Regions from separate parts of the Homo sapiens genome. Here all the other regions are linked to region 1. The links are chromatin contacts, found by Hi-C or POLR2A ChIA-PET in ENCODE. All regions are on one chromosome and are shown on one strand. Each heading gives the region's core, a stretch centred on a gene start or an enhancer-like site at or near the end of the contact. The rest is flanking DNA. Distances are from core to core; before and after follow the strand shown. Region 1 holds the start of DHDDS (dehydrodolichyl diphosphate synthase subunit). Region 2 holds the start of WDTC1-DT (WDTC1 divergent transcript). Region 3 holds the start of STMN1 (stathmin 1). Region 4 holds the start of TRNP1 (TMF1 regulated nuclear protein 1).

The links. A loop is a pair of places that touch in the nucleus more often than their neighbours do. ChIA-PET counts read pairs that join two places held with the same protein, here RNA polymerase II (POLR2A). Pooled maps may share reads with other maps.
Region 2: a loop to region 1 is called in a pooled map, with 12 times the contacts of the local background. The contact joins the promoter of WDTC1-DT here to the promoter of DHDDS in region 1. A Hi-C loop is called at or near these places in 8 of 50 pooled maps. POLR2A ChIA-PET finds 5 or more read pairs at or near these places in 3 of 52 experiments (GM10248, H1 and activated T-cell).
Region 3: a map of CD8-positive, alpha-beta T cell shows a loop between it and region 1 (8-fold over the local background). The contact joins the promoter of STMN1 here to the promoter of DHDDS in region 1. A Hi-C loop is called at or near these places in 2 of 168 maps with a recorded cell type or tissue (CD8-positive, alpha-beta T cell and naive thymus-derived CD4-positive, alpha-beta T cell), 9 of 37 single-sample maps with no recorded cell type and 12 of 50 pooled maps. POLR2A ChIA-PET finds 5 or more read pairs at or near these places in 2 of 52 experiments (H1 and activated CD4-positive, alpha-beta T cell).
Region 4: a loop to region 1 is called in a pooled map, with 2.6 times the contacts of the local background. The contact joins the promoter of TRNP1 here to the promoter of DHDDS in region 1. A Hi-C loop is called at or near these places in 1 of 50 pooled maps. POLR2A ChIA-PET finds 5 or more read pairs at or near these places in 2 of 52 experiments (MCF 10A and WTC11).

What each region holds. Positions count from the first base shown.
Region 1 is chr1:26,430,820-26,434,009 of GRCh38, forward strand. It overlaps DHDDS (dehydrodolichyl diphosphate synthase subunit), which reads left to right and starts at 1,502. Exons shown (of 9, transcript NM_205861.3): 1 at 1,502-1,557; 2 at 2,072-2,189. The coding sequence starts at 2,127. It overlaps LOC124903883 (a long non-coding RNA gene), which reads right to left and starts at 1,418. Exons shown (of 2, transcript XR_007065557.1): 1 at 1,154-1,418; 2 at 1-299. RefSeq lists enhancers at 721-1,257, 1,042-1,101, 1,172-1,231, 1,258-1,794, 1,332-1,821.
Region 2 is chr1:27,232,845-27,235,827 of GRCh38, forward strand. WDTC1-DT (WDTC1 divergent transcript) reads right to left here and starts at 1,585. Exons shown (of 3, transcript XR_947117.2): 1 at 1,418-1,585; 2 at 601-758. WDTC1 (WD and tetratricopeptide repeats 1) reads left to right here and starts at 1,788. Exons shown (of 16, transcript NM_001276252.2): 1 at 1,788-2,107. RefSeq lists silencers at 1,608-1,667, 1,868-2,017, 2,208-2,257, 2,418-2,467.
Region 3 is chr1:25,904,866-25,907,798 of GRCh38, forward strand. It overlaps STMN1 (stathmin 1), which reads right to left and starts at 1,554. Exons shown (of 5, transcript NM_005563.4): 1 at 1,524-1,554. MIR3917 (microRNA 3917) reads right to left here and starts at 1,589; the gene lies at 1,497-1,589. LOC105376885 (a long non-coding RNA gene) reads left to right here and starts at 1,685. Exons shown (of 2, transcript XR_947102.1): 1 at 1,685-1,781; 2 at 2,171-2,933. RefSeq lists silencers at 493-787, 567-986, 1,377-1,466, 1,487-1,796.
Region 4 is chr1:26,992,014-26,995,042 of GRCh38, forward strand. It overlaps TRNP1 (TMF1 regulated nuclear protein 1), which reads left to right and starts at 1,679. Exons shown (of 2, transcript NM_001013642.3): 1 at 1,679-2,599. The coding sequence starts at 1,774. The coding sequence ends at 2,457. RefSeq lists enhancers at 537-1,038, 1,039-1,538, 1,292-1,451, 1,676-2,176 and silencers at 1,592-1,921, 1,952-2,011.

The sequences.
Region 1 (3,190 bases), core at 252-2,751:
TTGCAAGAAATACTGGTTGTGGCCGGGCGCGGTGGCTCACGCCTGTAATTCCAGCACTTTGGAAGGTCTAGGCAGGCAGATAACGAGGTCAAGAGATCAAAACCATCCTGGCCAAAATGGTGAAACCCTGTCTCTACTAAAAATACAAAAATTAGCCAGGCTTGGTGGCACGCGCCTGTAGTCCCAGCTACTCAGGAGGATGAAGCAGGAGAAACGCTTGAACCCGGGAGGCGGAGGCTGCAGTGAGCCGAGATCGCGCCACTGCACTCCAGCCTGGGCGACATAGCCAGACTCCGTCTCTAAATAAATAAATAAATAAATAAATAAATAAAAATAATACTGGTTGTATAAGAATCTGTAAAGAATTTTTTCCTCCTCTTTCAATTTTGAGAAAATTGAACTACAAATTTGTTTTGTGAGCCTAGAATTCTTGCAACCCTTTTTTTCGTAAAGGTTCAGTAGAGCTAATGCCCTTAACTTTTCTACCAGGGTTAATTTCTGTTATTTTCATTTATGTACTGCCAAAGCGAGCACCTTTCTGTTATTTTAGAAGTCATGCTTTTTTTTTTTTTCTTTTTTCAGACAGAGTTTCGCTCCTGTTGCCCAGGCTGGAGTGCAGTGGCCTGATCTTGGCTCACCGCAACCTCCGCCTCCCGGGTTCAAGCGATTCTCTTGCCTCACCCTCCCGAGTAACTGGGATAACAGGCGCCCGCCACCACGCCCGGCTCATTTTCTGTATTTTTAGTACAGACGGGGTTTCACGATGTTGGTCAGGCTGGTCTCAAACTCCTGACCTCAGGTGATCCGTTCGCCTCGGCCTCCCAAAGTGCTGGGATTACAGGCGTGAGCCACCGCGCCTGGCCTAGAAGTCATTCTTATGGCAGAAATCTTTCTGGCCTTACCCCTTCTCTTGAGTTCGTTGGGATAGGTCTTGGGAATCCACAAATCCTAAAATATGCGTGCCTTAAGTCGGCACAAAATAGATTAATATTCTGCGCGTCTGTAAGATTGGCTGCGGCTAGAAACTCCTTCCCAGACGATTAAATCCACTAAATAAAATACGAAACGGTAACGAGATAATTTTTAAGAGTATGCACCAGTGCTCTAATGAAGCCCGGTTCTGCGGCATTCCAAGGTAAGGACGCTGCCTTACCCAGTCTCTCAGCAGTCCTAAGCTGCCTTCGACGGCCGAGAAGCGCCTCGATTCTTGCCCCTGGCTCATTTCCCTGGCGCGTTTTCCAGACGCCTCCGCTCCCAACGCTGGGCTCAACCCTGTCTTCCCCAGCTGGTCTCCCAGCACGTGGCCTGGAGCCCAGCCTCCCGCCCCGCTCGGTCACGTGAGCCTGGCTCTCACCCGCGCCGGCTTCCACACCCCGCGGGACTGAGAACCGCCCTCCCACTAGCTCGCAGGCGCAGGCGCAGGGCAGGGTCCCCTCAGTTTGGGTGACGGAAGGGGCGTGTCGCAGCGCCCAAAGATGACGTGTTCTGCCAGCGCCACGTCATGAGGAAGTGCCGGCCCACTGAAGCCGTGGGGACGCGCCCAGCGGAGCTAATCAGGTGCCACTGAACTGAAGGGGTGAACTAGAGGAGAAGAGGGTGACTGGGCGGGGAGCAGCTGCGGGAGAAGCAAAGGGACGACTGAGGGAATAATCAGGAGACCACTGAGGCGTGAAGTACTAGGCGTGCGATAACTGAAGGAGTTAGTAACTGGGAGCACAGAGTTGGAAACAGCTTAGGGGAAGATGGAGAAGGAAGAAACGGGGAATGATCAAGATGTGGGCACCATGATGTGGCAGGAAACCGACTTAGATGTTCAGAAGAAGTCAGTGCAGATACGGAGGAAATGGGAATGGGAAGAAGTCTGCAAAGCCAGGAGAACCGAGGAAAGGCTTTTGCCTCCAGAGGTCACATTGCGTTATAAAACTCTGGGTGGTAAAAGATTATAGGCTTAGACCAGTGTCTTTGGATTCTAATGCTGGCTGCTCTCCATAGTCCATCTGATTCCCCAGAAGTCAGTTATAGCTCTTCGCAAACCTTGGTGACTTCTTATTTTCTTTCTTGTTTATCCAAGATTACCTGGCTGGTGTTTGCTTGTTCTGGAGTGATCTTCTGACTGGAAAAGAACTATGTCATGGATCAAGGAAGGAGAGCTGTCACTTTGGGAGCGGTTCTGTGCCAACATCATAAAGGTGAGCAATGGCCCAGAGCACCGGTTGGCCTTCTGGTCAGTTGGATAATCTTATATAAAAACCTGTTATTAAAGTTGATGATGTTAAGTGCAATTCATGATGTTAAGTGGAATTTAGCAAGGAAACCAAAGAGTCTTAGAATGGTAACTTCCAGGTCTACATTTCTGGTAGACTTTTGTCCTAACTCTGATATTTTCTGGAAGCCCAGGCCTCTTAATGTCACTGGGCAGCCTAGACTGCTAAGTATTCTTTATAGAGAACTGAAATTTGTTTCCCTGGAACATTGATCCATTGTTCCATGTACTGTCTTCTTGATTTAAATAGGTTAATCTTTGATATATTCTTTGATCTGTCAGTAGAGCTGGGCCCGGTCACTCACGCCTGTAATCCCAGCAATTTGGGAGGCTGAGGTGGGCAGATTGTTTGAGCTCAGGAGTTGAGACCAGCCTGGGCAACATGGCAAAACCCCGATTCTCCAAAAAATTAAAAAAATAGCAGGGCTTGGTGGTGTGCACCTGTAGTCCCAGCTACTCGGAAGGCTGAAGTGGGAGAATTTCTTGAGCCCAGGTCAAAGCTGCAGTGAGTCATGATTGTGCCACCACACTCCAGCCTGGGTGACAGAACGGGACTGTCTCAAAAAAAAGAGTTCAGAACAAGACTCTGTCTCAAAAAAAAAAAAAAAAAAAGAGTTTGGGCTCTAGACGCAGACAAACATGGGTGAAATTCCTGTTCTTTTTTTTATTTTGAGATGGAGTCTCGCTCTGTCGCCCAGGCTGGAGTGCAATGGCGCAATCTTGGCTTACTGCAACCTTCATCTGCCAAGTTCAAGCAATTCTCTTGCCTTAGCCTCCCAAGTAGCTGGGGTTACAGGCATATGCTACCACACATGGCTAATTTTTATATTTTTAGTAGAGATGGGATTCTCATATTGGCCAGGCTGGTCTCGAACTCCTGACCTCAGGTGATCCACCTATCTCAGCCTCCCAAAGTGCTGGGATTAT
Region 2 (2,983 bases), core at 335-2,834, 800 kb after region 1:
CACCGTGTTAGCCAGGTGGTCTCTATCTCCTGATCTCGTGATCCGCCCGCCTCTGCCTCCCAAAGTGCTGGGATTACAGGCGTGAGCCACCGCGCCCAGCCCGGGAGTATTTCTTAATTCACTAGTAGCACTTATCTCCCATGGTAAGTATTCAATAAATGTTAGATATTATTCAGTTTAATTAACCCAATGACCCTAACCAAGGTTGCAGCCTGAACCTGGGGAGCTGCAGATAGATGATCTCAAAGCTTTCTTCTAGTCCCAAAGTCTATGATTTTTTATATTCAGTAGAACAGCTGTGGTGGAGAGTTCAGGGGGAATGACCCACAATATTTTTAGGAGAAAGGCATAAAAGGCTTTGTGAGCGGTTTCACAAGGATAGGTTCTTACTCCTCTAAATGGGGAGAAATCTCCCTTGCGGAGAAATCACCAGCAATTAGAATACTACCTTTGTCTCTGGGAGTATTCAGGTATTCACAGACAAATTCGTACTCATGATGTGAGCAGAATTGGAAAAAAAAAAAAAAAAAAAAAAAAAAAACAAGCGACACATGGAGTGATAAACACTATAAATGCCAAATACATATATTCAGTCCTTACTGAGAGCGGGTGCTGTCTGGTTTTCACAGGAAAGACAGGCAGTGTTAAAAGGCTCAGACTCTGGTGTCAGGCAGATCTGGGTCTAATTCCCAATTTGCCAACTTATCAGGACCCCGGGGGCAAGTTGCTTTTAGCCTTTCTGCTTCAGCTTTCCTTTTCTGCAAAACACAGACAGCAATAGTACCTAGCTAAGAGACTGTACCCAATCCAGTGCGAATAAAAGTGAATTATTGTTAGTATCTGACAAATGGCACCCTATGGGTGACAAGTTTCCTTTGTCAGAAGGTGACACGTCTTCCCTTTCTGACTTGAGGTTTCACGGGTGGGGCCTGGTCTCTGCCTTAAGAAGATAGGCTTAGTGCCACCCTTGTCACCTTGGGAACTTCCTTAATAAAGAGGAGGGTCTCTCCTCCATCAGACCCGGGACTCCACAAGGCTGGAACTGCGTCTCTTCCTCAGAGGTGGGAGCAGCAGTGACTCCGCTAGGGTCAGATGGACCTAGTCGCTCCCATCACCCCGAGGGCACCCAGAGTGTGTGTGGCTGACTCCTCTCCAGGCTACTCAGCGTAGGCCCGATTCTCTTTCATTCTCTTCCTTAAGGCCCAGGAGACGTCAGTGAGGACTGTGCCACTTCAGCAGCCCCCCAGAGCAGGAAGGAGTGGGCTGAGGAGCCCCCCGGGGCCCTAGCCTGAGAGGTCCCAGAATTCGGGGGCTGAGAGGAAGTCTTAGGAGCTCTTAAGGGGCTGTGAGGGGACCTGGGGTTCAGTGGGCGAGCGTGTGGGCGGGTGTCCCAGAAGCGGTGTGAGGAGCGTTTTACCCGGTGGTGGGGTGGGAGGTGCGTCCGGGTAACTAATGGCAACCGGGCGGGGTGAGCCCGCTCTGCAGGAACTCCTCGACGGCGAAAAACTACGACTCCCAGGGTGCCCCAGGGCTTAGCCCAGCTTTCCCGCCCGCCCACTGGCTGCCGGTCCCGCAAGCGGCGAAGCCCATTGGCCACGGCGGTGCGGGGCTCCCCCACTAGCAGGTTAGTGGGCGCCGCCGGCAGCAGACGTTGACCGGGCGCGGGGGGGTAAGTGGGGGGGCCCGGCTAGCCATTCTGGAAGCGGCCGGGCGCAGTCTTCGTAGCGTACCCGCCGGCTGCGAGGCGCAGGGCGGAGGCGGAGACTGCGTGGCGCAGGCGCGTTGCTGGGCTTCTCCTGGGTCCCCAGACAGCTGGAGGAGATAAACAGAGGAGGAGGAGGGAGGGGAGTGCGTGTGTGAGAGCGCGCGAGGGAGTGTGAGTGTGTGTGAGCGCGGGTGTGAGGCGGTGCGCAGGGGCGGGCGGAGGCGCTGTCCGGCCCCGGCCAGGCGCCGGGCGGGGAGCATGGGAAGGGGCTAGAACTGCTCGAGCCCCCCAGCCCCCTCCCCGGGATCCGCGCCCCCCTTCCCGGGAGAGGGGCCGCCCCCCCCGGACGGACATGGGCTCCTGAAGTTGCGCCGCTGCCGGTCGGGGGAAGAGACCTGACAGGTACGGGTCACCGCCGCCCCCTGCCCTCCGCGGGCGCCGAGGCGGGGACCGGCTCCCGCAGCCCCGGTGAACGGGCCGCCCGCTCTGGGCCGGCTCCAGCCCTGCCGGCCTGGGGGCCTGAGCCTACCCGCCTCGGGGCCCCGGGTGTCCCGAGAGGGGCCAGGCCTCGCCGGGGCGGAGGGCAGAGTGGTCCGGGGGCGGGGTGGGGGCGGAGGGTTTGGTCGGGACGCGGGGGGAGGCTGTGGGAGTCCGGGGAGGCTCTGCGGAGGGAGAGGTGGAAGTCATTCCATCATGGGACTTTTTTGCGGAGTTTTTGTTTGACATCTGATCTGGCGCCGGAGTCAGGAAGAAGGGGCAGGTGTAAGTGCTGGGAGGGCAACGCCGACCTGACCTGCCCTCTTAGCTTCTCGCTCTCTCTCTTTCTGTTTTTCTCTCTCTCTTTCTGTGTGTGTGTGTGTGTGTGTGTGTGTGTGTGTGTGTGTGTGTCCACAGCAGATGCCTTCAGTGGCCCATCCTGGCACCAAACAACTCTGCCAAGGTGTTTCCACCAGGCGACTGTAGCACCCCGTATACAAAGGGCCTCTGCTTGGGAACGGGCTATTCAGTACCCACTTCAAAGGGTAAATAGGAAGTGAGGAGATAGAAGAGAGACTGCGAACCAGCAGGATCCACTTCTTGGACTGAAAGCCGCAGTGGGACGCCCCTTTGCCAGATTGGTTGACTTTGCTTGGTGGCTTGGGCTCTCTCTCCTCTGCGGGTGTACTCCCAGGGTTTCTAGAGGAGAGGTACAGGGGCCTGTAACTAATGTCTTAATAGCCGAATTTGACTGTTTTCCCCAGAGTTCTTTTCTTCTGTGACTTTCTTTAACCTCCTGAA
Region 3 (2,933 bases), core at 304-2,803, 530 kb before region 1:
AACCACGAAAAAAATTATCAAAATCTACTAAATAAACATTGGGAAATATGACCTGAATATGATATTGGTTCCAGAAAATCAAGTTAACTGAGCTTTCTCGGTCATAAAACTCTTGGATTTTTAAAATCAGACAAAGTCACAAGGGTGAAGAATTTTTCCCCCATAAACTCTTTAACATTTCACCGAAACTGTAAGAAGATATTCCAGATTCAACTCAACAGTGCCCCCGGAGCCATCTTAATACTGCCTACAACTCATTGTGCAAATGAAATACCCACCCCTGCTTTGTCTGTGTCTGACGTGGTGGATAAGAAAACGCCCAAGCTAATAGTAACCAATAATGTTGAACTCCTATTGTCCCTCAGGTTTAAGCTTCCTTGCCCAACAGCAAGCAAAATGTTTATGAACCTCTAGATTTTGACTTATATTTGCTGCCGTTATGTCATGAAAAATGCTGTATCTCTTGTTGATCTTTTTAACATTATGACTTTTGTAGACGCCAGCTAGTACCAAAAACGTAGGATGACAGGTTCCCAAAAGCTAGGAATTAAAATCAGAGGCAGCGACAAGATTTAAGAAAAGCAGAGAATTAGACGCAGCACCGGACCCAGGATGGGCGTGGCCCTGGTCCGGGCGAGGAAAAGAGGACCGGTCGCCCCCGGCCAATCAGAGCACGCCTTGCGCTCCGGCCCCTGGCCCCGCCCCCTTCCTCCCCGCGCCTTTTCGAATCTCCCCGAACTCAACACCCCGGAGCCCGCGCGCGTGGGAAGGGGAGGGGTGGGCGGGGCTAACGGTCCAATCCGGGTAACTCCGCCCCTGCCTGACTCCCCCTGCGCGGACGCCCCCCCCAACTCCCGCCAAAAACACCTCCAGGCCGCCGCCACCACCCCCTTCACAGTTCAGCGGGTGGGGCAGGCCCCGGGAACAGGCCCCCGGGTGGTCCCGCGGTGAGCTCGCCACCGCCTCCCGCCGTCCCCATGCCCAACCTGCCGCCACCCACGCTGTCCGCGCGTCCGGCCGCGAAGACAGAAGAACCCTCGTGGGGCCCGGGAGCGCCGCCCCTCAATCACCAGCTGCGGTCGCCAGGGGACGGTCGCAGGGAGGGTCGCGGCCCTGGCTGCCCGCAGTTTGGTCCTAAAGCCGCTGGTCCCTGGGGCACCGCCCCGTCCCTTCAGACAATGGGGAACCCGGCGGGGCCCGCAGGGAAGGGAGGGAGGGAGGGAGGTAAACGAGGGCCCACGCCCCCTATTGTCTCCTCGACGGCACCCCGGAGCGGACGCCCGGTGATCGCCCAGCCCCCTGCCCACGAACAGCCGCGCCCCCGGAGAGCGGGGACAAAGGCGAGGCTCCGCCCGAGCCACACACAAAGCGGAGCGACCCCCGCCCACCAACCCCTCCGAGGCCCGCAGCCCCGCCCGCCGCCCTGCAGCAGGGGGTCGCTGCCACGGCCCAGCCCCTCCCGCCGACCGCGTCCCTCTTGCTGGCCTCAGCCAGCCGCCGCCTCCTCCGAGCCCCGCACCCACCTGCTCAGTCCGAGCCGCCTGACCACACTCTGAGCACCAACAGACCCGGGCGCGCACAAAAGCGCCAAACAGAGGCACGTGACCTCCGCGCGGGGCTCCGCATTGGCCGAGAGCGGCGGCACGTGCCGCCCCCGCCCCCCACAACCCGCGTGGAGCGCCGCCCCCCGGGACCCCGAAGCACCTCGGGAAGTGTAGTCCTGTCCCGGAGGGCAGGAGGACAATGCCGGGGGTTGCAGGGCGCCTGGGGAGCATCCCCAGGTGTGGGCCTGGGACTAGGGGGGTGGTCTCGCCGTGGAAGAGGGCGTGGCAGTGGACCCCGGACTAGGTCCGAACCAGCTCCCCATTCTCGAGAACAAGGGCAGGGCGGAGCAGGCGGAGGGCGGGGGGGTCCTTCCCTACCTTTCCAAACTTTGGCCGCCTGGACTCCACCTTGTAGAGCCACATGCCCGCCTCGCCCCAAGGGCAGCACTCGGACAGAGCAGTGCCCCTTCTAGTGCGCCACCCACATGGGTGCCTAAGACGCCCGAGCCCCTGTGACAGCACAATGCCACTCCACGCCCCTGCAGGGCCCCCTGCCCCCGGCACCCTACACCGACACCGGCGTGTCACCCATATTGTGACATCATCGTAATTTCTAATCCACTCAGCCCACAGGTCGCGGGCGTGGCCCTTCCCTCACTGTGTGCGTTCTTGCCAGCATCCTCAGGTTCCCGAGCCGGTGACCAGGGACCTGTGCGGGAAAGCGTGGGGCTCTGGAATTTGATCGCCTTTGGTCTAACAAAGCCACTCAGCTTAAATGCAGACTCCATCTGTTCTTCCAAGCCTTCTGCGGATGATAGGGGAGGAAGAGCAATAGCCGTTCTAGACTACACAGATTGCAGTTAAGTGTTGCTTTTGTTCTCAGAGCACGTGCTCCCCAGAGCAGCACTGGGTTCTTTTTAAAAATCGAAAAAGGAGCCACAAGGTCACTGTTCTCCCTGACCTGGATAGCTCAGAACCTCAGCAAAGGCACAAAGGAAATTGGTCTGACCGTGCCTTAGAATAACTGGCCCTTTCTCTCACAAAAAGGGGAAAAAAATAAATGAAATGAACATGGTCCCCGCCTCCTCCCATTCTCTGACCAAGACCGTGTCCTCGGTTGGTGGTCAATACACCAAGACACCTGCTTTGAGATCTTGACTAAGCAGAAGAGATATCTTTATTTTATTAATGAGCTGCATCTCCCCAAATCAAGAAACAAATGTGACCAACCTTCCTGAAACAACAGTCCTAATTTAGAAAGACTCTCATGCCTAGTTAGTCACCAGGGATGTGCCAGAGATAAAATACAACTAAGGGGTGCCCAAGACAATAAAAACTGGATCATACAAGCAGCAGCACACTACACAAAGCAAACAATTAGCAATGCGC
Region 4 (3,029 bases), core at 429-2,928, 560 kb after region 1:
CCAGTGTTTGGTATGGCAGGGTCATTTCTGTTGGGGGAAAAGTGGGCAGGGTTCCATTCTATCATTTTGTCAGGGCCAGATGAGAAGTGTCAGATAAAGTCCCACATAAAGAACGTCCCTCCACCAAGAGGACTAGACCCAGGTATCTGAGCCCCCAGAGGGCATGAATGGCTGAGCTCGTGCATTTCTGTCCAGATTCAAAAATCTGGATTCAGCCACCAGTCGTCAATAAGACATTGGGCAAAGCACTACTGCCCTTCAGGGTCTCAGTTTCCCCTTCTTTATTTTTTATTTTTATTTATTTTTTGAGACTGAGTCTTGCTCTGTCGCCCAGGCTGGAGTACAGTGGCACAATCTCTGCTCACTGCAACCTCTGCCTCCCGAATTCAAGCGATTCTCCTCCCTCAGCCTGCTGAGTAGCTGGAACTACAGAGGTGCGCCACCACACCTGGCTAATTTTTTTGTATTTTCAGTAGAGACAGGGGTTTCACCATGTTGGCCAGGCTGGTCTAGAACTCCTGACCTTAGGTGATCCACCCACCTCGGGCTCGCAAAGTGGTGGCGGAGCCACCGCGCCCCGCCAGTCAGTTCCCCGCCCCCGCACACCCCCCTTCCCCCTTCCCGCCCCCGGCTTTTTTTTTTTTTTTTTTTTGAGACGGAGTCTTGCTCTGTCGCCCAGGCTGGAGTTCAATGGCGCGATCTTGGCTCACTGTAGCCTCCGCCTCCCAGGTTCAAGCGATTCTCCTGCCTCAGCCTACCGAGTAGTTGGGATTACAGGCGCCTACCACGACGACCGGCTAATTTTTTTCTATTTTTAGTAAAGATGGGGTTTCGCCATGTTGCTCAGGCTGGTCTTGAACTCCTGGCCTCAGGTGATCCGACCGCCTTGACCTCCCAAAGTGCTGGGATTACAGGCGTGAGCCACCGCGCCCGGCCAGTTTCCCCCTCTTTAAAATGTGTAGGAACACCGGCTGGGAGGAGTAAACACGAGCCGGGGCAGGGAAAGAACTTTGCACACCGTGGGGTCCGGGGCTCCTCTGTGATGCCACCAAGGTTTGCAGGCTCAGCGGCAGCGCTGAGGTATTTGTTCTGCGAATAAAGCGCTCTACCTATCGTGGAATCAGTCCAGCTAGATCCCCGTCCCACCAGGACGGCAGTCGCCCCTCTGCGTTAACCCTTCCACTGCCCTAGTGAGGTGGGAAAGGGGGTCCTTGAGAGCCCTATGGCCCAGGAGAGACCGGGCAGAACTGATTCGGCCAAGGGCAGCATGAGGTGTGGGAGGAGCACGGCACAAGGAGTCAAGCCTCCTGCGTTCTAGCCCAGGCTCTCTTCGCACAGAGGCCTTAGGCAAGACCCTCCCCCGGATGGAGACCGGATTCCGTGAATTTCTAAACACCAGCTACCAGAGCTTATGACTCTGAGGGGCCAAACCAGGGAAGATGAGGCTCCCTTTGCACCCAAAATTTGGGGAGAGGCGAAAGGGGACCGGATGCCCTAGCGGAGCAGAATCCGGCGAAGGGCAGGACCTGAAGGGTTTGGGGAATGCCCTGAATGTGCAGAGCGCGGGGGGGGGGGGGGGGGGCGGGGCGGATTCAGGGCGTGCCTGTCTCTGATTGGCTGTGCCGCCCGTCGCTCCGCCCCGTGTTCTATAAGATGCGCGGACGGCGGGCGCGCCTCTGGGGTGGGGGCTGTGGCCGTGTCTAGCTGTTCGGGTGTGCTGTGGTCATCCTCCCTGCGCACCTACAGCCGCAGACCGCCGGTGGGGGGCGGGGGATGCCGGGCTGCCGCATCAGCGCCTGCGGCCCGGGGGCCCAGGAGGGGACGGCAGAGCAGAGGTCGCCGCCGCCGCCCTGGGATCCCATGCCGTCCTCTCAGCCCCCGCCCCCAACTCCGACCTTGACTCCTACCCCGACCCCGGGTCAGTCCCCGCCGCTGCCGGACGCAGCTGGGGCTTCAGCAGGCGCGGCCGAGGACCAGGAGCTGCAGCGCTGGCGCCAGGGCGCTAGCGGGATCGCGGGGCTCGCCGGCCCCGGAGGGGGCTCTGGCGCGGCTGCGGGGGCGGGGGGCCGCGCGCTGGAGCTGGCCGAAGCACGGCGGCGGCTGCTGGAGGTGGAGGGCCGCCGGCGCCTGGTGTCGGAGCTGGAGAGCCGCGTGCTGCAGCTGCACCGCGTTTTCTTGGCGGCCGAGCTGCGCCTGGCGCACCGCGCGGAGAGCCTGAGCCGCCTGAGCGGCGGCGTGGCGCAGGCCGAGCTCTACCTGGCGGCTCACGGGTCGCGCCTCAAGAAGGGCCCGCGCCGCGGCCGCCGCGGCCGACCCCCCGCGCTGCTGGCCTCGGCGCTGGGCCTGGGCGGCTGCGTGCCCTGGGGTGCCGGGCGACTGCGGCGCGGCCACGGCCCCGAGCCCGACTCGCCCTTCCGCCGCAGCCCGCCCCGCGGCCCCGCCTCCCCGCAGCGCTGACCTCCACGCCCGGACCCCTGGCCACCCCGACAAGCTTCGCCGAGGTGCCGACCGACCGACTGATCGCGGACGCCGGCTGGAAGGACTACGGATCCGCAGGAAGAGGCAGTTGGGGGCCAGGGGCCCAGTAGAGGAGGCTGAGGTGCGGTCTTAGCGGCTGGTGCGTTCGAGGGTCGGTCATGGCGTGTGGGGGGCTGGTCCAGGGCCCGGGAACTCCCTTCCCTGGAGCTTCTGGCGTCTGCTGGGTCCCTAGTAAAGCTGCCACTTTCTGTTGCCGCCTCTCCCGACCATCTGGAGAGTGAGAGGTGGTAGCATCAAGTCTCCATTATAAGAGTTGGACTCTTGAGGGGGCTCAGATCCCAGGAACGGGTTGGCGGCAAACTTTTACCACTTGGAACCTGCCGCACGGATGCAGCACCCCCCATCCTCACCCCCACTTGCGTGGCCTTTCCCGGGCCCCTCGGAGCTGTGAGCAGTCTTGCCCTTGAGGATGCTGCTTCCTGGCGCCGCCCAGCTCCGTGCCTTCGGGAGGACAGAATAATGAGGCCCCAGGATGGGGTGGAGGCTGGCAC